Regions from separate parts of the Homo sapiens genome. Here regions 1, 3 and 4 are each linked to region 2. A link is a contact called in ENCODE Hi-C or POLR2A ChIA-PET data. All regions are on one chromosome and are shown on one strand. The core of a region is the stretch at or near the end of the contact, and the rest is flanking DNA. Distances in the headings are between cores, read along the strand shown. Region 1 holds the start of PTBP1 (polypyrimidine tract binding protein 1). Region 2 holds the start of SGTA (small glutamine rich tetratricopeptide repeat co-chaperone alpha). Region 3 holds the start of MIDN (midnolin). Region 4 holds the start of EEF2 (eukaryotic translation elongation factor 2).

The links. A loop is a pair of places that touch in the nucleus more often than their neighbours do. ChIA-PET counts read pairs that join two places held with the same protein, here RNA polymerase II (POLR2A). Pooled maps may share reads with other maps.
Region 1: a pooled map shows a loop between it and region 2 (19-fold over the local background). The contact joins the promoter of PTBP1 here to the promoter of SGTA in region 2. A Hi-C loop is called at or near these places in 2 of 37 single-sample maps with no recorded cell type and 4 of 50 pooled maps.
Region 3: a map of breast epithelium shows a loop between it and region 2 (20-fold over the local background). The contact joins the promoter of MIDN here to the promoter of SGTA in region 2. A Hi-C loop is called at or near these places in 1 of 168 maps with a recorded cell type or tissue (breast epithelium), 1 of 37 single-sample maps with no recorded cell type and 2 of 50 pooled maps.
Region 4: a loop to region 2 is called in a pooled map, with 7 times the contacts of the local background. The contact joins the promoter of EEF2 here to the promoter of SGTA in region 2. A Hi-C loop is called at or near these places in 4 of 50 pooled maps. POLR2A ChIA-PET finds 5 or more read pairs at or near these places in 4 of 52 experiments (H1, MCF 10A, WTC11 and 1 more).

The regions. Positions count from the first base shown.
Region 1 is chr19:793,320-799,098 of GRCh38, forward strand. It overlaps PTBP1 (polypyrimidine tract binding protein 1), which reads left to right and starts at 4,133. Exons shown (of 15, transcript NM_002819.5): 1 at 4,133-4,186. The coding sequence starts at 4,179. RefSeq lists enhancers at 3,252-3,887, 3,540-3,879, 4,086-4,971, 4,972-5,779 and silencers at 3,792-4,146, 3,910-4,259, 4,270-4,449, 4,520-4,829.
Region 2 is chr19:2,779,304-2,784,716 of GRCh38, forward strand. It overlaps SGTA (small glutamine rich tetratricopeptide repeat co-chaperone alpha), which reads right to left and starts at 3,970. Exons shown (of 12, transcript NM_003021.4): 1 at 3,930-3,970. RefSeq lists enhancers at 2,736-2,835, 4,332-4,401 and a silencer at 3,892-3,941.
Region 3 is chr19:1,244,850-1,250,130 of GRCh38, forward strand. It overlaps MIDN (midnolin), which reads left to right and starts at 3,734. Exons shown (of 9, transcript NM_001388306.1): 1 at 3,734-3,811; 2 at 5,041-5,281. LOC102723811 (a long non-coding RNA gene) reads right to left here and starts at 3,223. Exons shown (of 2, transcript XR_007067082.1): 1 at 3,164-3,223; 2 at 1,419-3,012. RefSeq lists enhancers at 1,130-1,875, 3,811-4,344 and silencers at 3,188-3,727, 3,818-4,277, 4,338-4,457, 4,488-4,957, 5,138-5,187 and 1 more.
Region 4 is chr19:3,983,451-3,989,061 of GRCh38, forward strand. It overlaps EEF2 (eukaryotic translation elongation factor 2), which reads right to left and starts at 2,013. Exons shown (of 15, transcript NM_001961.4): 1 at 1,928-2,013; 2 at 686-900. The coding sequence starts at 1,930. RefSeq lists enhancers at 579-1,430, 724-943, 2,199-2,248, 4,265-4,766, 4,767-5,266 and a silencer at 1,809-1,918.

The DNA of each region.
Region 1 (5,779 bases), core at 2,883-5,382, 2.0 Mb before region 2:
AAAAGAAAAAAATAAATCAAATAAAAAAATAAGAATAAAAATACAAAAATTAGCTAGGCGTGGTGGCAGGCACCTGTAATCCCAACTACTCAGGAGGCTGACGCAGAAGAATCACTTGAACCCGGGAGGCAGAGGTTGCAGTGAGCCAAGATTGCGCCACTGTACTCCAGCCTGGGCAATAGAGTGAGGTTCCATCCCCCCCAAAAAAAAAACAAAAAAAAAGGAAAAGGAAAAATAAATCTATGGAACTGCTCATGGGGAGGAGGGACGGCCTGGCCCTGCCACTCATGTTGACGAAGAAGTAAACTGAGGCACGGCCCTTCCCTCCCCCATCAGAACTGAAAGGTGTCTGAGGCCCCAGCAGGCCCTCTGCATGAGATTCGGTGGCTCTGAGGGCCTCAGATGTCCTCACTCCCCCCCCCGTTTCTCCTGCCAGGCTCAGAGTATCATTTTCAAAATGGTAACCAGCAAACCAACGTGATTCTCGCACAAAGGCAAGGTGAGCCTGTTCCTCGCTCACCCTGAATCATTCATGAAGGAGGCAGCTGGCCTGCGGGCTGGGATGGGAGACAGGAGAGGAGAAAAGACAGAGGCTGGGCCCTGCTCGCTAAATAAATCAGGTGCCCACGGGAGCCCCTGGGCGTCTTCCCGCGCTGGCGTTCTGCATATGACAGCTGACCTGTAAATTGCTGGGCCCTCAGCCATGGTTACTGTCAGGCCAGCCCAGGAAGGACACTGGTTTCAGGTGACCTGGGTGAGGTGGAGGCGGTGGGGGGGGTTCCTGGGACCAGGCCGCCATTGCAAAAACAAACGGCCTGCTTGTACCTGCTATCGCCCTCTAAGCTTCAGGTGGTGGGTGGGGCTGAGGGGCTGAGAGGTGGCCCCAAAGAAAGACAACCACATCCTAAACCCTGGAACCCGTGAACAAGGCTTCATTTGGAACACCAGTCTTTGAAGGTACCATTAAGTGTCTTGAGATGAGATCATCCTGGAGTCTGCAGGTAGACCCTAAATTCCGCGACATACATTTTATTTTTTATTTTTACTTTTTTTTTTGAGATAGCGTGTCACTCTGTTGCCCAGGCTGGAGTACAGTGGCGTAATCTAGGCTCACTGCAACCTCCGCCTCCCGCGTTCAAGTGATTCTCCCGCCTCAGTCTCCCGAGTAGCTGGGATTACAGGAGCAAACCACCACGCCCGGCAAATTTTTGTATTTTTAGTGGAAACGGGCTTTCACCATGTTGGCCAGGATAGTCTCAGGCTCTTCACCTTGTGATCCGCCTGCCTCGGCCTTCCAAAGTGCTGGGATGACAGGTGTTTATTTTCGTTTTTGTTTTTTAGAGACAGAGTTTCACTCCTGTTGCCCAGGCTGGAGTGCAATGGCGCAATCTCGGCTCACTGCAACCTCCGCCTCCCGGGTTCAAGTGATTCTCTTGCCTCAGCCTCCCAAGGAGCTGGGATTATAGGGCATGCACCACCACGCCTGGCTAATTTTTGTATTTTTGGTGGAGAGGAGGTTTCTCCATGTTGGCCAGGCTGGTCTCGAACTCTGACCTCAGGTGATCCACTCACCTCGGCCTGCCAGAGTGCTGGGATTACAGGTGTGAGCCATTGCACCCGGCCAGACACTGTCTTAAAAAAATAAAAATAAAAAAAGGTACTGGACAGGTGGCTGGTCATGTGGGGCTTGCGGGGTAAGGGATGGCCTTGGGTTTATACTTTGAGCAAGACAGGAGGCCTGGCGGGGCCACGATCAGAAGTGGGTTTTAACACGATTCCGAAGGGTTAGACTGGTGCTTGGAACCTGGTGGTCTCTACTGCTGCCAGCTGCCACTCAGACCCCCGGCCGCCCCTGCCTGTCTGCTTTCAGGGCGGGGCCCATCCCAGGCACTCCGCGAACAGACAGAAGCGGCTGGTTCTGGTGGTGTGAGGATGGGGGTCTCCAGGGGAGCAAATCCACAGTAACACACTGGGCTTCTCCCAGATCCACCGGACATTCCTGATGAGTGACCCTGGCTGCAGATGGCTCTTGGTGAGTCTCCGTTGACCGGGTGGTTCGGGCCAAAGGACCTTGCCGTGCGATGCCTCCATGGAGCTCGGCGGCCACCCCTAATCCGGGCTGGAATCCTCTGGCACCAGACGCCCGGCGGGGCTCCAAGGCTCCTGGGCCCACGCCAGGCCCCGGCCTGAAACGCAGCACTGCTGGAATAAAACACGCCAGAGAAGCAGGGCGCTAGGCTCGCCTGGATTTGGGGAAACGAGAATTGTCATGTCTTCTCCCTCCGTAGGTTGGTGTTAATGAAAAACCCCCTTTTCAGCATGGACTAAATCCCGCTAATTCTATTTAGGGAGCAGTGTCTACTCCGGGCCGGGAACTGCTCCGGTTTCCAACCGCAGCCTCCCGTGAGGGTCCCAGTGTGGAGGGCCGGGGTCATCCCCTCACTCTGGGATGGCTCCCAACCCGCTGACCTGGCCTCCCCGTCAGGCACCCTCACAGCTCTGTCAGACTCTTCATGTGATCAGCGCTCCTGGGAACATTAGTTTAGGGTGTTTTCTGCTGCTGGGATGGTGGCCCGGGAGGGACCCTCCTGGTGACCCTGCTGGGCCTGGCCCTCAGTTTCCCCAGCCGTAGGCTGGCAGCCTCGAACTGTACGAGCTCCAGGCCACAGTTTCCCCAGCTGTAGGTCAGTGGGCCAGGGACTGTAGGGGGCTCGGGCCTCAGTTTCCCCAGCTGTAGGCGGGTGGCTTGGGCCTCAGTTTCCCCACCTGTAGGCGGGCGGCCTTGGATTGTATGGAGCCCGGGCCTCAGTTTCTCCAGCTGTAGGCGGATGGCCGTGGACTGTGTGTGGCCTGGGCCTCAGTTTCCCCCGCTGTAGGCAGATGGCCGTGGACTGTGTGTGGCTTTGGCCTCAGTTTCCCCAGCTGTAGGCGGATGGCCGTGGACTGTGTGTGGCCCGGACCTCAGCTTCCCCAGCTTTAGGCGGTTGGCCGCGGACTGTGCAAAGTCCAGGCCTCAGTTTCCCCAGCTGTAAGCGGGCGGCCGCCCACTGTACAAGGTCCAGGCCTCAGTTTCCCCAGCTGTAGGTGAGAGGCCGCGGACTGTACAAGGTCCAGGCCTCAGTTTCCCCAGCTGTAGGCGGGCGGCCAAGGACTGCAAGGTCCAGGCCTCAGTTTCCCCACCTGTAGGCGGGCGGCCGCGGACTGTACAAGGTCCAGGCCTCAGTTTCCCCAGCTGTAGGTGAGAGGCCGCGGACTGTACAAGGTCCAGGCCTCAGTTTCCCCAGCTGTAGGCGGGCGGCCGCCTACTGTATAAGGTCCAGGCCTCAGTTTCCCCAGCTGTAGGCGGGCGGCCGCGGACTGTACAAGGTCCAGGCCTCAGTTTTCCCAGCTGTAGGCAGCCGGCCGCGGACTGTGCGGGGCCCGGACCTCAGTTTCCCTATCTCCGCAGTCGGGATTCGCTGTTCCGGGGCGAACAAAGAACGGTCGGGGGTGACCCCGGATCATGGCGCGCCCGCAGTATCTGTGGCCACTGTGGAAACAGCCCTGGCGTGTCCGGGACGCGACGCGGCCTTTCCCTCCCCGCGCGATCACCCAGATGTGAGCGCTCAGTTTGAATCGGACTTTTTGGCCATGTGCCCACAACCAACATGGAGCCCTGAGGGTTTCCTGCCCGACTCCAAGATGGCGATGCGACTCCCTTTGCCCTCACGGCCCAGGCGGGCGGGTCCTGCCCACTTGCAAGATGGCGGCAGCCTGGGCAAAGCACGCTTCCCGCCGCCTGACTCGCCACGTACCCACTCTCAAGATGGCGTCTCCCGCAAAGCCACGCGCCAGCTGACTGGCTCAGACGCCGTCACGTGATCCCATTTTCTCCCCCTCCCCCGACTACACAAGCCGTTTCCGCCTTCGGCCTTGAGGAATAACCGCCTCCCCCAATAGGCGCCTGCGATTTCTCTGGGTCCCGCCCCCGGGCGGCCTTCTGGCCAGTGGGAGGTGCTGGCGGGGGCCCGCGGGGCTCTCCCCGCCCCCTGGCTGCAGCGGGAGCCAATGGGCAGCGCGCGCGGGGGACGTGTGCGGGCGTCTCCGCCATTTTGTGAGTCTATAACTCGGAGCCGTTGGGTCGGTTCCTGCTATTCCGGCGCCTCCACTCCGTCCCCCGCGGGTCTGCTCTGTGTGCCATGGACGGGTGAGTCGCACGTCGCCCCGCGCCCCACCGCCCTCCCCGCGCCGCAGCCCTGCCCCCGCCGCCGCGCCGGCCTCCCCGGGGCCGATCTCGCCCCCTCTCGGGCGGGAGGGGGCGGCGGGCTCTCCCCTTCCTCTCCGCGTGGCGGGCGCGGGTGCGGGGCGGGTCAGGGGCTTCCCGGGGGTCTGGCCGCGTCCCCATCCCCCGTCCGGCCCGCTTCCGGCCCCCGCGCGCCCCGTCCCTAGCGCACGCGGCCTCCCGCGCCCCTCCCCCTCCGCGCGCGTCCCCGCACTTCGCCTTTGCCCCGCCTCGGCGGCGCGCGGCCCTTCCCGCTTCCCGTCCGGCCCTCGCGCGCCCGGATGGCCCTTCCCGCCTCCCGTCCGCTCCCCTCGTGCGCCTGCGTAGCCCGTCGCGCGTCCCCGTTGGCCCCAGCGCGCGTGCGCGGCCGCCATCGGGGGCGCGCGCCTTTCCCGCCGCCCGGACTCTGCCCCCGGCGCAGCCCCGGAAGCGCAGGCGGGGCTGGGGCGGCCGCCGGGAGGGAAAGCTGGCGCCGGGGCCTCGCCGCGGGCCCGAGTCTCTGCGCTCCCCGCCCTACCCCTGCCCCCCGTGCGCCCCGGGCCGCGGCCAAGGGGTTTCGGTGATCTCGGGAGAGAAGCGGCCGCCCCGAGGGTCTGTCCTCCGCCCCGGGGCCGGAGGGGCCTCTCCAGGGACCCCCGCGGGCGCCGTCATGGGGAGGGGCCTTCCCGGCTCTCGGGCCGGGGCAGCCTTTCCGGGCGGCTTTGCTGGGCGGGCTTCCCTTGGGAGAGGTGGGAGCCCCCTCCAGAAAGGCCGTGTCCCGCCGAGCGCTTCCTGCGCGAGGCCCTCCCTGGGAATAGGAAGCGGGAGAGGCTGGAGATGTTTCGCATTCTTTCCGTTTTCCTGAGAAGTTTTTCTTGGGTTCAGTCACTTTTAAAAGTCTGTTAAACGTGGTCCGTGCAGTCTGTGGTGTCAGAAGAGGCGCAGCCCTAGAGTGGGTCTGGACCCCTTAGCATGCGTGCGGGCAGGTGGGTCCTGCAGACGGCGAGACGAGGGCTCCCCGCTCTCGGACCCAGCACCGCGGGCTCGGGGGCCGCGCACTCGCCTCCCGGAGTGAGGCAGGAGGCCCGGAGGCTGCCCTTCCGACGGACGCTCCGAGTCACTTAGGGCCTCGCCGGGAGTTGCAGTGGCCGGGAGAAGCCGTGGGGAGCTCACTGTTGGGTCAGGACCTGGCCGGGGCTGAAGGGAGGGCCTCGGACAGTCCGGCTTTCTATCCACCTTCCCCCCGGGGTGTCCCGAGGAGGGAGAGTCGGGTCGGGCGGGGCTCGGGTTGATCAGTAACTGAGGCTGTGTTCTGGTCGGTCTGTTAATTTTTATTGACGGTTTCCACGGCCGCCTCCTGCTCTCCTCGGTGGATCGGGCTCCACTCTGCTGAGAGGCACCCTCTTGGGGGCCCACCCCTACCCGGGTGGAAGCTCTGGCCCAGGCCTGTGAGTTTGCCAGTTTCAGCCTCTCCGAGGCGTTTCCAACTTACTGGAAAGCACACAGCAGCCCTTGAACCCTCTCAGCGGCATCTAGCAT
Region 2 (5,413 bases), core at 2,720-5,219:
GCCCAGCATGTGACACAGGCCAGTGGTGCCAGGACCTGTGGCTTCTCTGCTGTCCCCAAGGTGGGGGACATCATCAAACGGTTCTCAAATCTGCTTCAACAGCCAGGCTTTCCCGTAAGAAAGTTTTCTGCTCTTCAGAGGGGGGTCCAGCAAGCATGAGGACGGCATTTTCCTCAACTGCCGTTTGGCACTCGGTGTCTTTGGAACAATCACAACTTGTAGGGTTTGGCTGTGGGACAGCATCTCAAAGAAGGCCTGCTGTGTCTCCCAACAGCGAGGGCTTTATGGATGCTCAGGAGCCATGGCCGAGGCCTGGTTTCAAGGCAGAGGCCGCAGAAGTGAGGGTGGGAGGGTGCTGGCCCATGGGGGTGGCGCCAGCTCCAATGTTGGGGGCTTCAGCGTCCCTTTCGGCTCTGAGCCGATGACTCCACATCCCACCTTTTCATTTTATCATTAAAATAAAAACAAAATCAAAACACAGCCACCTCGGTCGGGGCGGTGGCTCACACCTGTAATCCCAGCACTTTGGGAGGCCGAGGTGGGAGAATCGCTTGAGTCCAGGTGTTTAAGACCAGCTTGGGCAATACAGTGTATAGTGAGACCCTACAAAAGAGACTCTAAAAAAAAAAAATAGAATTAGCCTGATGTGGCGGCACACACTAGTAGTCCCAGCTACTTGGGAGGCTGAGGCGAGAGGATTGTTTAAGCCCAGGAGTTGGAGGCTGCAGTGAGCTGTGATTGGGCCCTGCACTCCAGCCTGGGTGACAAAGTGAGACCCTGTCTCTAAAAACAAACAAAAAACTCACAACCACCTCTCTTCCTTATTTCCCTGCCCAGAAGGGATCATTCAATGGAAAAAAATAGAACATCCTCGTAAACTGAGGTCGTCTTACCTCCTCACACCCCAGTAGGAAGGGCCCGCTCTTACCCACTACCTTCTGTGAACACTCTGCCCAACTCCATCCCAAATCCACGGTGCTTCTCACCAACAGCAGGGCAGGAGAGCCGGGTGCCCTGCTCCTCACTCCCTCTTAGGATACCCGAGTTCTAGCTCAGTCTCCTGCCCACTCCCCACATCGAAGCCTACTTCCTTCTAAAATGCCACCAGGAGATCGCTGCACACATAAAAGCTCTCAACTGCTCCTTGCAACCCCAGGAGTGTGCATAGGAGGCCTCTCACCAGCTGGGGGTCATCTGTGGGGCCTACACCAAACCCTGTACATGCCACTCAAACTCAAGTGCTCACCTCCCCTGCCCAACTCCGCCAGGAGAGAATCTAGTATTCCTGCAAACTCCTATCTCTGGCCCAGCATCTCTTACAAGGCTTTCTATCTCTTGACAGACCCATCTTCCCTTTGAACGCCAGCATCTGGCAGCGTCTAAACCCTATGGACTCAGGAAAGCCTGCGATTGTTGAAAAATTCACAGCCACATGGTCACGTTCCTTGGGGAGGCCATTTCTCTCTGGGTCTCTGTTTCCACCTCAGTAAAAGAGAAAACGGGCCAGGTGCAGTGGGGCACGCCTGTAATCACAGAACTCTGGAGGCCAAGGTGGAGGATCACTTGAACCCAGGAGTTTGAGACCAGCCTGGGCAACACAGTGAAACCCCATCTCTAAAACAAAATACAAAAATTAGCTGGGTGTAGTAGTGCATACCTGTAGTCCCAGCTACTCAGGAGGCTGAGGTGGGAGGGCCTGAGCCTGGGAGGTCGAGGCTGCAGTGAGCAGAGATTGTGCCACTGCACTCCAGCCTGGGCGACAGAGCAAGACCCTATCTCAAACCACCCCTTTGTTCCTTCAGCCTGTACTGAGCACTTCCTACCAGAGCCACTGTTGGGTCTTGGCATAAAAAAGAAAAAATGTAGAATTGAGTAAGACGACAGCTCTCAAGGATCCTCCAATCTGGGGCAGAGCTCACCCGCATTTGGAATCATTCACCCTTCTAGGAAGATTTAATTATAAACCTCAGCTCAAATCCTTGGCGTGCTTACAGCTTTCCAGGCACCCAGTTAAGTGCTGTACATGCGATAGCTTATTTTAGGGGTCAGCAAAGGTTTTTCTGAAAAGGGCCAGATTGTCTTCAGCTCTGCAGGCGTTAAGTTCCCTATGGCAACTGTTCAACTGTGCCTTCTTAGCTCGAAATCAACTACAGGTAACGCATAAACCAAGGAGTGTGGCTGTGTTCCTACAAACCTTCATTCACAAAAACAGGCCAGAGGTGGATTTGGCCTTCTGGTCAGTTTGCTGATACCTTGCCTGGTTTAATCCTCACACACCTGAGGTGGTTACTATTATAATCCCCATTCCACAGAAGAAAAACTGAGGCTTGGAAAGATGGGGACCACCCGAGACCACCCAGCTCCGAGGATGAAAATGAGGAGTTCTGAACCCAGGCAGTCTGACTTGAGAAGCTAAACTCCAAAGTACCCATTTCTCTCTGCACGAAATTGGGTGCACACACAAAACTTTGTACACGATTTCCCGGGCCCACACAGTCCCAGCTGCCCATGCTGGTGAAGAATCACTGATCTAGGGTAGATTTTTTTTTTTTATTTTTGACAGGGTCTCGCTCTGTCGCCCAGGCTGGAGTGCAGTGGCATGATGTTGGGTCACTGCAACCTCTGCCTCCTGGGTTCAAGGGATTCTCCTGCCTCAGCCTCCTGAGTAGCTGGGATTACAGGTGCACACCACCATGCCCAGCTAATTTTCATATTTTCAGTAGAGACGGGGTTTCACCACGTTGGCTAGGCTGGTCTTGAACTCCTGACCTCAGGTCATCAGCCCGTATGGTAGGGTTTTTAAAGCATTATTGACATTTAAAGCTGGATCATTTTCTGGGGTGAGGCCGTCCTGGGTACTGCAGGGTGCCGAGCAGCAACCCTGGCCTCCACCAACTCCAAACCAGGGGGTCCCCCAAATCATGACAAGCACAAATGTCACCAAGAATCCCTGGGGCACAGAATTGTTCCTGGTTGAGAACCACTGGTCAAGGGAGGGAAAAGGCAGACAAAAGGAATAATCAGAGACAGAAACAAAAGAAAATGGGACAATCATTCAACCTCTGAAGGGCACACTACACTGCAATTTTCTGGCACCTAATAACAAAAACAGCTATTCTCAAGCCAGCTCTCTCTTATCAAGTTCCAGGCACCTGATCAAATAATTGAATGTGGGTTTATCCTCATAATGACCCTCCGAGGCATCTGCTTTTACAACTCGTTTGCGAAAGAAGGAACAGTTTGCTCAGAGAGGGAAGGCGACTCACCCAGGTTTACACAGCGGGTGGGAGGTGGTGGTGGACGGTCCTGAATCCCAGATTTCCCCCACCTCTAGCACGATATGCAGAAGAAGACTCTAAACATGATATAAGACGAACGCCTGCTAATTCTTTGGAGTTCTCAGATTCCGCTGGACCCTGCGGCTCTCCTTCTCCTAGGCAGGGACTTTTGAACAACGCCCGTTTTACAGAGGGGAAAACTGAGGCTCCGAGAAGCCAAGAGGCTGGGCAAGGTCACCCAGGTAGGGACTGGCGGCGCTGGAACCAGAGTTCCGACTTCAGTCCCCACAAACGGGGGTCCCTGAGTCACAGGGACGACGTTTCCAGGCGGTTAATAAGAGCGGAACGGCAGCGAACACCCAGCGAGCGCTCACTACATGCGGGGCGCCTTCCCCTCCCGCCGTCCTCGCCACCAGGCCGCGGACCAGCATTTCCAGGACCTGGGGCCTGGGGAAGGGAGATCAGGGCTCGAAGGGCCTGCCCGATGGCGCCCGGCCTCAGTTTCCCCTCCGCACCGCCTACTCACAGGACCCCGCGGGTCGCGGTGACCCTGGCCTCACGATCCCCAAACTCTTACGAGCTTTGGGGCCCCGTGGGCCCCGAGCCGCAGACCCCAGACCCACCAGGCTCAGCGCAGTGCCCCTCACTCACCTCTCAGGCGACCGATCCCCGACCCACCGACGGTTGCGCTTGCGCACCGCGGTGCCGCCCGGCCCCGGCCCCAGGGCGCGACGCCTGCGCAAAAGAAAGGCGCCCGGAGTTGCTTCCCTTCTGCACAGGCGCGTTAATGATGGAGGCGGGCGTGGAAGGAAGTGACGCAACGTAGAGGCGGGAACCAGCTGGTTGTTAGGGCAACTGACCTCTGCGACCTAATGGAGGCCGGAAATCGGGTCTGGTTTGCCCTCTAGAGCGGGAATGAAGCGGTGCACGGTGGAACAGTGGCTGACTCCAGCCGGTCGCCGAGCTGACCACGTGGTGCTGGGCCGGCCACGTGGTGCAGCCGCGTTTGGACACCTGGACTCCAGAGCGTCACAGCTGCGCAATGAATGGGAGTCAGTGTTACCCGCTTACTATCTTTGTTCATTTATTCACCCACCCATCTACTCACCCACAAATGCATTCTTTCATGCAGTGTGAGACGTTTGTGAGTATAGAGCCATTTGTAGACAGCAGGTGCCTAATATTCATTCAATATTTATTGCAAAGCAGCCATAAAAACCAGCAAAGTGTCTACTCTCATTATTTTGCATTGGGGTAGACGGACTATAAACTAATAAACTAGTACATAAATAGAGAAACAAATTTCACAGCAAACACTAAGAAAAAAAAAATGAAGGTAGTGTGATTGTCACTGGGAGCTAAGTCGCATGGGATGGGTAGGAAAGATCATCCTTTACATTTGGATTTCAAGGATAGGAAAGTCCAAACGGACCCCAGGCACAGGGAACAGCGAAAATGAACGCCGATGTAAAATTAATCTTGGTGTTGCTCAAGACATGTGATGAGACATTTCCAAGGACGACAGAAAACTGATCACCATCTAAGTTACAGTTGCCAGAAATGTTCTCCCAATTCATTTTCGTCCTACTCAAAATACATGCACGATTAATGGCGTGGATTATTTTAATTTCTTTTGCAGAAATAAAGGAGGTGAGGCCGGCCGTGGTGGCTCACGCCTGTAATCCCAGCACTTTGGGAGGCCAGGGGGCAGATCACTTGATGTCAGGAGTTCGAGACCAGCCTGGCCAACACGGTGAAACCCTGTATCTACTAAAAATGCAAAAATTAGCCGGGCGTGGTGCGGGCATTTGTAGTCCCAGCTACTCGGGACGCTGAGACAGGAGAATCGCTTGAACCCGAGAGGCAGAGGTTGCAGCGAGCCGAGATCGCGCCATTGCACTCCAGCCTGGGCGACTGAGCGAGACTCCCTCCAGCCCCTCCAAAGCAAAAGAAAACAAAACAAAAACAAAAAAAGGGAAGAAAGGAGGTCGGTTGTTTTGGTTTTTGCCAGTTTAATTGTAGTACATTGTTTTTTCTGGGTGCCCTAACAGTTCAAGACAGATGGTTCAAGATGTTTTTTGTTTTAACCCACAACACTGCATGTAGGTCAGGCTACTGCACTGTTCCACAACACC
Region 3 (5,281 bases), core at 2,484-4,983, 1.5 Mb before region 2:
CACCTGGCCCGGTGAAGCCGGGAGCGTCCTGGGCCCCTGCTCACGTCCTCCATGTCCCTTGCAAATAGGGCCTTTGAGCTCCCCTGGACTATGTCCCTTAGGGCACCTGGAGGTCCGTAGGAAGCAGGCTCGAGGGGGTGGGTGGGGTGCAGCCAGGCGGGCAGGCTGCTGACCTTCACCCTACAACGGTGGGGAGGGTGAAGGTCACCAGTGATGGGGACATCGGTCAGGGAGGGGTGTCCCTGCTGCTCCTGGCGCCTCTGCCGAGTTCCTGGTCTCCAGGCCTTGACCCTGAGCCCTGCTGGCCCTTGGCCCTGCCCACCAGCCTCTGGAAAGAGGCGGGCCCCACCCGCTCCCACGCTGGCCCCGCCCTGTGCCAGCCGGTCCTGTGGGTGGCCCTGCCTGGCCGGGTGCCGAATCTGCAGTGTTTTTGGCACCTCCGTGGGCACCTAGGCTTCTGGGTTGGCCCCAGATGGAGTGGGGTGGGCCCAGGAGGGGGCGGCTCCCTGGCACTGCCCCGTTGGGCCTGCCTCTTCTCCTTTCCATAACCCTGGGGGCGGGCAACACTGGCTCCAGCTGGTGTGTGGACGGCGGGGGCTGGGGTCTCCTGACCTCCTCCCTTCCTTGGGACAGGGCCCTGTGCAGTGGGGTAGGCAGGGAATTCCAGGGGGGTGAGTGGGGAGGGTGGGCCTGCCTGTGTCACTGGAGCTGGGATGGTGACAGAGAGGCCGCCCCGGGCCTGTCAGCACGGACGGGCAGCTCACTCCCACGTCATGGCACTATGCGGGTGACTTGCCACAGCTTCACTTGAGGCGAGGTGCCGTTGGGGGCCTTGCGACTCTGAGGCCGCCGGTCAGCAGATCAGGTATTCTGGAACAGCCCACGGTCCCCTGCCTGGCTCCCCCTCCACTTGGGCCTCGGGACACGAGTGACCAGGCCCCCACTTCTCCAGGAATCCGCAGCCCAGGGAAGGTTGTGTCAGCCACCAGGCCACAGGAGCAGCCTCTGCCCAGGCCCCCCCTCCCCCCCGCCCCCAGTTCCAGCCCCAGGTCTTCAAGTTCCTGCCAGGCCACCAGGACCCTATAAATAAGACCAAGGGCACAGCTGGGACTTAGCAGGGGCCCAGCGGGAGGAGCTGCTCACTCCGGGGACCTCCCCTGCCCCCACCACCAGGGAGGGTGTGAACCTTGGAGCCAGGCCTCAGGACACCCGAGACACCTGACACTCGGAGGGAACAGCCCGTGCTGGCTGGATGCGTCCTGGAGCAGGAGGCAGTCAGGGTGGGGCCGGGAACCAGGCGGTCAAGGCCCTTCAGTGAGGGCAGCCCCTGGCTTAGTGAGGCAGAACAGAGCACAGGGTTTGTCCCCATCACACCCAGGAACAACCCACTCAACCATGGGGACGCCGAGTATGGGAAATGGTGGGGAAGCGTTTTAGCATGTTTATTCATTTAGACTGGCTCTGGGCATCTGGTCCCCAAAGGGCCACACAGTGGCCCCTGTGAAGCCCAGCAAGTTCCGACAACCCGTGTCCCATTCCACTCCCGACCAGACTGAGGTGATGGTGTCCATTCCACTCCCGACCAGACTGAGGTGACGGTGTCCATTCCACTCCCGACCAGACTGAGGTGACGGTGTCCATTCCACTCCCGACCAGACTGAGGTGACGGTGTGCAGGTGGCAGAGCCACACACGAGAGGCAAGAGGCAGGGAGGGAGGTGGGGGCTGCTGGCCACTCACAGGGGGCCCCAGTGTCCTGCTTGGGCTGCTCATTTGGCACCAGTCCACGGCTCCCTCCGCCACCTTTGTTCTCACTGGAAGCAGAATGAGCCTGGCCCTGTAGTTCCCACCTGGGGCCCCAGCCCTTCATCCAAGCCCCATTCATCGACCCTGCCCCTCCTCCCTCCAACTGGGTCCAGTTCACTAAGCTCCCAGAACTGCTCAAGCCATTCCCACTTCCTGGACCATCGTCTTTTTTTTTTTTTTTTTTTTTTTTTTTTGAGAGGAGTTTCGCTCTTATTGCCCAGGCTGGAGTGCAATGGCACAATCTCAGCTCACCACAATCTCCGTCTCCCGGGTTCGAGCAATGCTCCCGCCTCAGCCTCCCAAGTAGCTGAGATTACAGGCGCACATCACCACGCCTGGCTAATTTTTGTGTTTTTAGTACAGACAGGGTTTCACCATGTTGATCAGGCTGGTCTCGAACTCCTGACCTCGTGATCCGCCCGCCTCGGCCTCCCAAAGTGCCAGGATTACAGGCATGAGCCACCGCGCCCGGCCTTTTTTTTTTTTTTTTTTTTTTTTGAGACGGAATCTCGTTTTGTCGCTCAGGCTGGAGTGCCCTGGCACGATCTGGGTTTATTGTAACCTCCGCCTCCCGCGTTCAAGCGATTCTCCTGCCTCAGCCTCCTGAGTAGCTGGGACTACAGACACATGCCACCATGCCCAGCTAATTTTTGTATTTTTAGTAGAGACAGGGTTTCACCATGTTGGCCAGGCTGGTCTCAATCTCTTGACCTTGTGATCCGCCCGCCTCGGCCTCCCAAAGTGCTGGGATTACAGGCGTGAGCCACCGCGCCCGACCGCATCATCTTTTTTATGTGACAAACTCCTAGTCATTCCTCAAACCGCAGCCCCTGTGACCCCCTTCCAAGGGTTATCCCAGCCTCTCCCTCTCTGGCCTAGCCCTGACCCTTCGGGGCTGGGTGTGCCTGTCAAGGTGGGGGCCACGGCTGCCGGGAGCATGGGTGGCAGCCGGAAGGAGACCTGGGGAGGAGCGCAGCCCTGGGAGGGGCGCCCATGGCCAGGGTGGGGGTGGAGGTGGTCAGGCCAGATAAAGGGAGGGGCCAGATGAGTGGACAGGAGGTGCTCCCGTAGGAATGGGGTCCCCTTCTCTAAATAGAGGGGCAGGACGGGGCCCACCTCAACCAGGACCATCCTCAAAAAGCCGACGGGGAAGGGTGAGATGCACACCACATTCGTGTCTCATTGGCTGTGGCCTCAGTTTCTTCATCTGTAAAATGGGGTAATGCCCACCCCAAAGGCTGGGAACCAGTGCATGTCCTGCATTAATGGGGGGTGATGGCCCCAAAGTGATCCTGCCGCATCCCCTCACCACACTCCCACCCACCCTGGAGAAACTGAGGCTTGGAGAGGCCAGTTACCTCCCGGGGTCACAGCATAGCCGGCTGGTGACTGGCTGGGCACAAGGCAGGCCTGGCACTGGCTAATCGCTCCATAAATGCCCTCTGAGGTCACCATTGACAGATGCAGGAGGCCAGGGCTGGCCAGGGCACCCCCACTCTACGGCAGGTGACTCCAGCCTGTTTTCCTGGACGACAGCCGCTGACTCAGGCCCCTCTTCCCGTCCCCCCCACGCGGGCGCCCCCAGGCGGAAGCACCGGGCCTGGGGCGACAGGAAGGGGGCGGGGCAGCGAGTCGCGCTGTACACCCCAAAACCCTGTCCCGCTGACGATTCGGGGTGCATCTCAGCCCGCGGCGAGGCGGGCCGAGACCCTTGGCTCGGGGCATTCAAGGGGAGTCCCCCCATGAACTGCGCCAAGCCTGGGTCCCGGGTGGCCCAGCCGTCAAGGCGCCCCAGGGCCAGGGCCGGCAGGCAGGGGCGGGGGCCAGTCTGCGTCACCGCCCGCCCGGCCCCCCGCCCCCCTGCCCGCCCTAACTCCACCCCGAGGGAAGGCGGCGCGGATAAAGGCTGAGGGCCGCGCGCTTGGCCCAGACCGGCCCGGCCAGCGCGCATTCGGCCCCGGACGAAGGTACTCGCAGCACTTGGAGCGCAGAACCGGCCGCGCCCGGTGAGTGTGGAGGGGGGGGACCTGCGGGCCGAGGAAGGGTGCCCACTCTAGATGGCTCAGGATGCCCGCACTTTTCTTTGTTCTTGGGACAGGAGGGATCGGGGAGCCTCCGGTCCTGGGAAGCCCCCCGGGGTGCGGGGTGGGAGGGGCTCCGCGCAGCCAGCGCCGCCCTGGCCGGACCTCAGCCCCCGCCCCGCCCCCCGGGGCACTCCCCCTTCACCGCGGGTGACCTTGAACTGGTTGCCGTTCCGCCCTCCGTTGCCCAGCCACACGGTCCCAGTCTCCCGACTACAGTCTTTCGTTCCCGATCGGGGTTCCTCCCCCGCGCGCAGCCCAGTCGTCTTCCTCCCCTGCCAGGGGCAGCGCGGCGCCCCCTCCCCGGGACTCCGGGCGGCGCTCCCAGGCGGGCCCGGCAGAGGGCGCGCCCGAGCTGCTGACTCACCGCATCCCCGAGCGCGCGCGGGCGCAGCCGGGGACGCCGCGTCACGTCACGGCTCGAGCGGGCGCGCCTCGGGGAAACGGGTTCTGCCCGCGGCCGGCGGGTGGGCGCGCGGGGCCCCCGGCGGCAGCCACCCGGCCACGTCACCGAGGTGCGGGCGCCCCGCCCCGGCCACAACTCCGCCCCCACGCACCACGCCCTCCCCGGGGCCGCGGCCCTAGCCTCACCGTCGCCCGCCCGCCCCGGGACCCCGGCCACGAGGCGCGGACTTCGCGCTCCCGCTTCCGCTCGCGGCTTTTCCCGGACGAAGGCGGCGGGGTGGCCCCACGACTTCCTGCCCCTCCCGGCGCCGGGAACAATGGCCCGCGCCCCCTCCCGCTCCCGGCCGCTCCCTTGGGATCGCGAGGGGTACCAGACCCGTCTCCAGACCTGGGTCCCGCGCCCCCCGGGGCGCGCCCGCCCTTTGTTGCGGGCTCCGGGCGCTTATGAATGGCTGCGGGCGCGGGCGGGGCGGGGGCGGGCGCGGAGAGGCGCCAGCCCCGCCCCCGCTGCGCTCCCCTTGGTCGCCTGGGCGCTGGGGGCGGGGCGAGGGGGCGGGCCCGGCTGCCACGTGGGGCGGTGCCGCGGCGGCTCTCATAGGCCCGGGCTCGCGGCCGACTGGGCGCTCGGCGCGCGGCGATTGGCCGGCGCCCGGCCGGCGGAGTAAGTAGTGAATGGGAGGGGGCGGCGGCCCCGCCCCCTGGAACGTTGATACATTATAACTTTTTTTTCTTGTTACTTTCACCCCCAGATCCTCCGAGCGGCGGCGACGGCTGTTGCTAAGGGAGGGGACGCGCGAGGAAGCGCGACCCGGGCGGCAGACGGCACCCAGCGCCACCAGCCGAGCGGCGCCCCCTCCCCAGGACCCTTAACCGCGCCGCGTCCCGGTCGCGCCCGCCGCCCTTTGAAGGAGAAGCAAGTGCCGTCCCCACCCCCGGAAGGCGCCCCCAGGAGCCGGAGCGACCTCGGAGCGCCACTCGGATTTTGGATTT
Region 4 (5,611 bases), core at 763-3,262, 1.2 Mb after region 2:
ACATGCCACCCCCATGACAGGGAACTCCTGGTACCAGCCCCATAGCCAGATCCTCAGAGCCCTCCTGACCAGACATCCTGCCCCACCGACTTGGTCCCAAGATTCATCACACCTGACTCAAAGTAGCAACTAAAAGACCCAGCAGGACGGCAAAAGCCTCCAGAGACTCCGACCCTCCCCTCCTCACTTCTGCCCCTGCTCCAGGGGAAATGAAGAGCCTTAGCCAGAGTCCCTCACCAATGTACCAACCCAGGACAAAAAGCAGTTGGGGTCACCGTACTCTGCGCTCCCCCTACTCATATCGGGGCCAGAAACTGACATGGAATGAACATCATCCAGTGCAACACAGGAGCTTCCCAGCGTCCCAAGCACTAGAACACCCTCCCCTCCCAGGTGTGACAGCCAAACCTCTCCAGATATTGTAGGAGTGGGGGCAAGTCCCCCAGGGAGGGAGAACCACGGAGTTAAGCCCCCTCCTCAAGAAAACCTTCCAGCTCGCAGTACCCCGAATCCCTGTGCCTCTCCATCCTGTCTCGCTGGACTGAACCTCACTCATTCTCCCATGAATTAAGAAACCAGGGGAAAGAGACGTTGCCAAGTCTCTCCCCGCGCACCCTGGCCCAGTGGCCTCCAGCTGCCAGGCCAGCACCTCCCTGCCTGGGTACAGAGGGCACAGGGAGCTCACGTTGACTTGATGGTGATGCAACGCTCCTGCTCGTCCTTCCGGGTATCAGTGAAGCGTGTCTCCCCGGCCCGGGCCGAGGCGATGATGCCCGCCTTGCACACCAGGGAGTCTGTCAGCGTGGACTTGCCATGGTCCACGTGGGCGATGACAGACATGTTGCGGATGTTGGCCTTCTTGTCCATGATGGCGCGGATCTGGTCTACCGTGAAGTTCACCTGGGCAAGACAAGGAGGCTCAGACCAGCTCGTGATTTCCAGGAACACAGCATGGCACGGAGCGTTCAGTCCAAACGAACCAGCATGCCCAAGGCCAGGAGGGGGTTGGTGCTGGGGTGCCCCAAGCCCACCGAATCTTGCCAGCCTAACACCCCTTAAGAGCCACCCCGCAATCTCCAAGGAACCACCGTTAATAGGTGTCATTCATGATTGACAACCCAGAAATAAAAGTGCTCAGGAATAAAACTGAGTGTCAACAGATTTCCTTGATACCAGGTACAAATACTAAAGTCTCATTTGGGGCCAAACACGTAAGGGATGAATCCTCTCCTAAAGCCCCCTCCACGTTGTCACCGGGCCACCCAAACTTCCCCGAGCAAGAAGCTTCATCATAAAATGCAAGGTCACCCCTTGGCAAACGGGATCAGACAAGGCCACCCACCCCAGGAAATAACGGGGAGCCGGAACGGCCCTAACTGCCACAAGCCTACACCTCGTGTCTCAATAAGAGTCTTTGTACATCTGGGAGTCATAGGAAGGACAAGTGCCTAAGGTCGACGATTAACAGCATCAGGAGAAGGTATTTGGAAGGAAAAGGGGAGCCTTTCAGGTGTCGCTTTGCTCGTTCTGCCATTCCCTGCCGCCCCTAGTCCCCCGGCAGAAAATCGATCTCAAACTCGCGGCCCGCGGGTTACATAAGGCGCCTCCCTGTCTCCCCGCTTCCACCGCGGTGCCCGCCATTACTACGCCTGCCACATCATCATTCCCCACCCCCATCCCCGCTAACAACCCAGCTCCAACCAGGTCTGGGCAAGGTTATGGCGCCCTCGGAAACGGAGAAAGGGCTCGGTGAACAGCGCGGCGCACAGACATGGCGGCGGCCGCTTCCCCAGCCCCGGGTCCTCCGGCCCCGCCGCCGCTACGTCTCCTCCTGGCACGGGGGGCCCCAGCGTCCCAGGCTAGGCAGCGTAGGCCCCGCGGAGGCCCCGCCGCCGCTCCGGGGCACCAGCGAGGCAGGGTTACTCACCATGGTGGCGGATGGCGGTGGATTCTCCCAGGTAGAACCGAAAGAAGCGAGTCGCGCCGAGGATGGCGGCGACGACGGCGGAAGAGAACGCTGACGTCAACACTCAGCTTTTTATAGGCGGACGCCGGTTGGGCGGGTCATGTGACTGCGCTGCGAAGGCGGGGCGAAGGGACGCCGCGCAAGCGCACGGAGGCGTGTCCCCCCGCCCGTTAACCCATTCGGCGCCGGCGCGGCGCTCTAGAATAGAAGCTGGGCATCTCGGGGGCGGTGGTCGCCCTCGGTGTGCAGTGTTCAGGTGCACAAAGTAAAGAGCGCCGTTTTAGCTGAGAACGAGAACCATAGCAACGATATTAGCTTACAAGTTGTCCAGTACTTCTATTAAAACCAATTTACAAGGTGAATAGAGTCTGTGGATTATACCCAAGTCAATTTCCCTGTTTGGACATTGTTACGTAAGACGATACCCCTGGGAGAAGCCGAGGGAAAAAGGACACTCGCGACCACTATACTGTTTTTGCAACTCCTTACCTGTAATTATTTCTAAATAAAAACTTTATAAGAAGCAGGCATCGGAATCACTGATCCCACAAATGCATACTGAGCATCTATACACCAGGCATTGTTAGGGGTTTTGTAGATATAGCAGTGGACCAAACACCTTGCTAGCTTGACCACACTGCGTGTTCTTCTACCAGCTACTAGGATTTCTCTGTGCCTCAATTTCACCTGCTCGGAGGTGATCAATACCACCCTATTGTTTGGGGGAGAGTGAAACGAACTAAAGACATCTAAAAGAATTAGGACCGTGCCTGATACCCAACGCTCAATAAACGCTATCTATTTTAATTAGCTAAGATTGCTATTAATAAAACAGTTATTTATTTCAGGACTGGTTTGCCATGTCCCAGGCACCCGGCTAAGCGGTTTACTGGCACAATTTCATTTTCTATTTCATTTCCTCTCCAGGGGGAGGCGCAGGAAGACTGTTTAGCATTTGTGTCCTAATCTGACCCTAAGAAACAGTTGAATGTATTTCATATCTCATGAATTGGCATTCAATTGTGTAACTCTATCCCTTATGAAAAGCCCAACCCGCTGTTTAGCACATAGTAGGTACTCAGCATTTCTTGCATGAATGATGTTCTCACAGTGCAAATGAACCCCCTGCGGTACATCTTTCCTTAAACTCACTTTGTGAAACAGGAGAGCCACTGCAGTGCTTTTCCTGGGCTGGGAGAGGGGGAGGTGTGGATCCACAAAAAGCAATGCAAATTCCAGCCTGGACTCTAAAATAAACCTGTACACTCCTCCCCCTCACGAATGCTTCGGGCACTTTGCTTTACAAAGCGCTGTCTCAACCTTGGGTTTCATTTAACGGATGATTGCTCTTCCTATCACCATTTAACCCAGTGGAAAACTGAAAAGTATCTTCCGAAAGGATTGAGGCTCTGAAAGGCAGAGGGCGCGGCAGGGAGCAGATGGGAGCGCCCGGGGTCCCTAACCACCTACACCTGTACCTGTGACGCGTTTAGTTAAGTTGCAAGTCAAGCGCATGCGCCATTTGGGGCATGAGTTTTTAGCAGAGGGGTAGTCAGTTTCGCATTATTAATAATAAAATTCTTCAAAATTTTTAAATGCACTGAGCACCTGCTACGTGTTGCGTTTCCTATTGGGGGCTTCGCAGCCGTTTTTTCCGTGCAAAGTGGGAGCATTTCAGAGATGTAATGGAAAGGTTTTCATTAAAAGAGGTGTCAGGCGAGAGGCGGAGGTTGCAGTTAGCCGAGATCGCGCCACTGCTCTCCAGCCTGGCGACAGAGCGAGATTCCGTCTCAAAAAAATTTTTAAAAATTTTAAAAATTAAAGAGGGGTTAGGCTGCTTGCGGTGGATCACGCCTGTAATCCCAGCACTTTGGGAGGCCGAGGCAGGCAAATCACCTGAAGTCAGGAGTTCGAGACCAGCCTACCCAATATGGAGAAACCCCGTCTTTACTAAAAATAAAAAAATTAGCCCGGCGTGGTAGTGAACGCCTGAAATCCCAGCTACTTTGGAGGCTGAGGCAGGAGAACCGCTTGAACCCGAGAGGCAGAGGTTGCAGTGAGCCGAGATCACGGCACTGCATGCACTCCAGCCTGTGCGACTGAGAGTAAGACTCTGTCTCAAAAAAAAAAAAAAAAAAAAAGGAGGGGGGGCTGTTCACAGGTATCCCGGAACTTAATAAAAGAGGGGTTGAATTTCTTCTCAAGTGCATGGGTTGCTTATTGAAAAATTCTAACATCATGTAATTTAAAGAACTAGGGGGAGAGCTTAAGGGAAAAAGGGGAATTTTCAACCCCATAACTGCAGGGATGGAGCCAGGTGTTGGCAGGGAAGGATCTCTCCCACTGTCATCCCCACATCCATGAAGAGCAGAATCCTGGAGTACCACAAGCAGCCACAACCAGGTCAGCTGTAATAAGTACAATAATAAATATACGCTGGGTCTTTTAGGGTGGGGACCAATAAAAAAATTCACCTCTGCAGAGAAGCTCCGCTGCGCATGCGCCTGCTGCGGCGCCAGGAGAGCTCAGAGACCGCAGTAGCGGCCCCTGCTGACCGACAGTCGCCAGTGCAGGCCTCTCGACACTGCCTTTTTTTTTTTTTTTTTTTTTTTTTTTAAGACCAAGTCTCGCTCTGTTGCCACGCTGGAGTGCAGTGGTGCGGTCTCAGCTCACTGCAGCCTCCGCCACCCGATTCAAGCGATTCACCTGCCTCAGCCTCCCGATTAGCTGGGATTACAGGCGCCTGCCACCACACCCGGGTAATTTTTTTGTGTTTTTAGTAGAGACAGGGGTTTCACCATGTTGGCCGGGCTGGTCTTGAACCCCTGACCTCGTGATCTGCCCGCCTTGGCCTCCTAAAGCGCTGGGATTACAGGCGTGAGCCACCGCGCCCGGCCAACACTGTCTTTTAACAGTTTATTGAGCGTTTACTAGGACCTGACCTCACGGTCCTTTAAATCAAATACTTCAGCTAACCTACCCACACCCTGGGCTTCGGGTGGCCTCCTTTACGCCTGAGAAAATGGAGACTCAGATAAGTTAAGTCATTTGCCCACGTTCACAGAGCTAGTAAAGGTGCAGCCAAATCCGACTCAAGTAGTGGTTTAATCGGGAAGGAGCCCGGTCCTGCAACCGTTGTCTAGATGCATTTCAGATTTGGGAAAACGGGCCGGGCACGGTGGTTTATGCCTGTAATCCCAGCACTTTGGGAGGCAGAGGCAGGCGGATCATGAGCTCAGGAGATTGAGACCATCCTGGCCAACATGGCGAAACCTTGTCTCTACTAAAAATACAAAAAAATTAGCTGGGTGTGGTGGCACGTGCCTGTAATCCCAGCTACTCGGGAGGCTGAGGCACGAGAATCGCTTGAACCTAGGAGGTGGAGGTTGCAGCGAGCTGAGATTGTGCCACTGCACTCCAGCCTGGGTGACAGAGAGAGACTCCGTCTCAAAAAAAAAAAAAAAAAAAAAGGCCGGGCGCGGTGGGTCACGCCTGTAATCCCAGCACTTTGGGAGGCCGAGGCGGGCAGATCATGGGGTCAGGAGATCAAGACCATCCTGGCTAACATGGTGAAACCCCGTCTCTACTAAAAATACAAAAAATTAACCGGGCATGGTGGCAGGCGCCTGTAGTCCCAGCTACTCG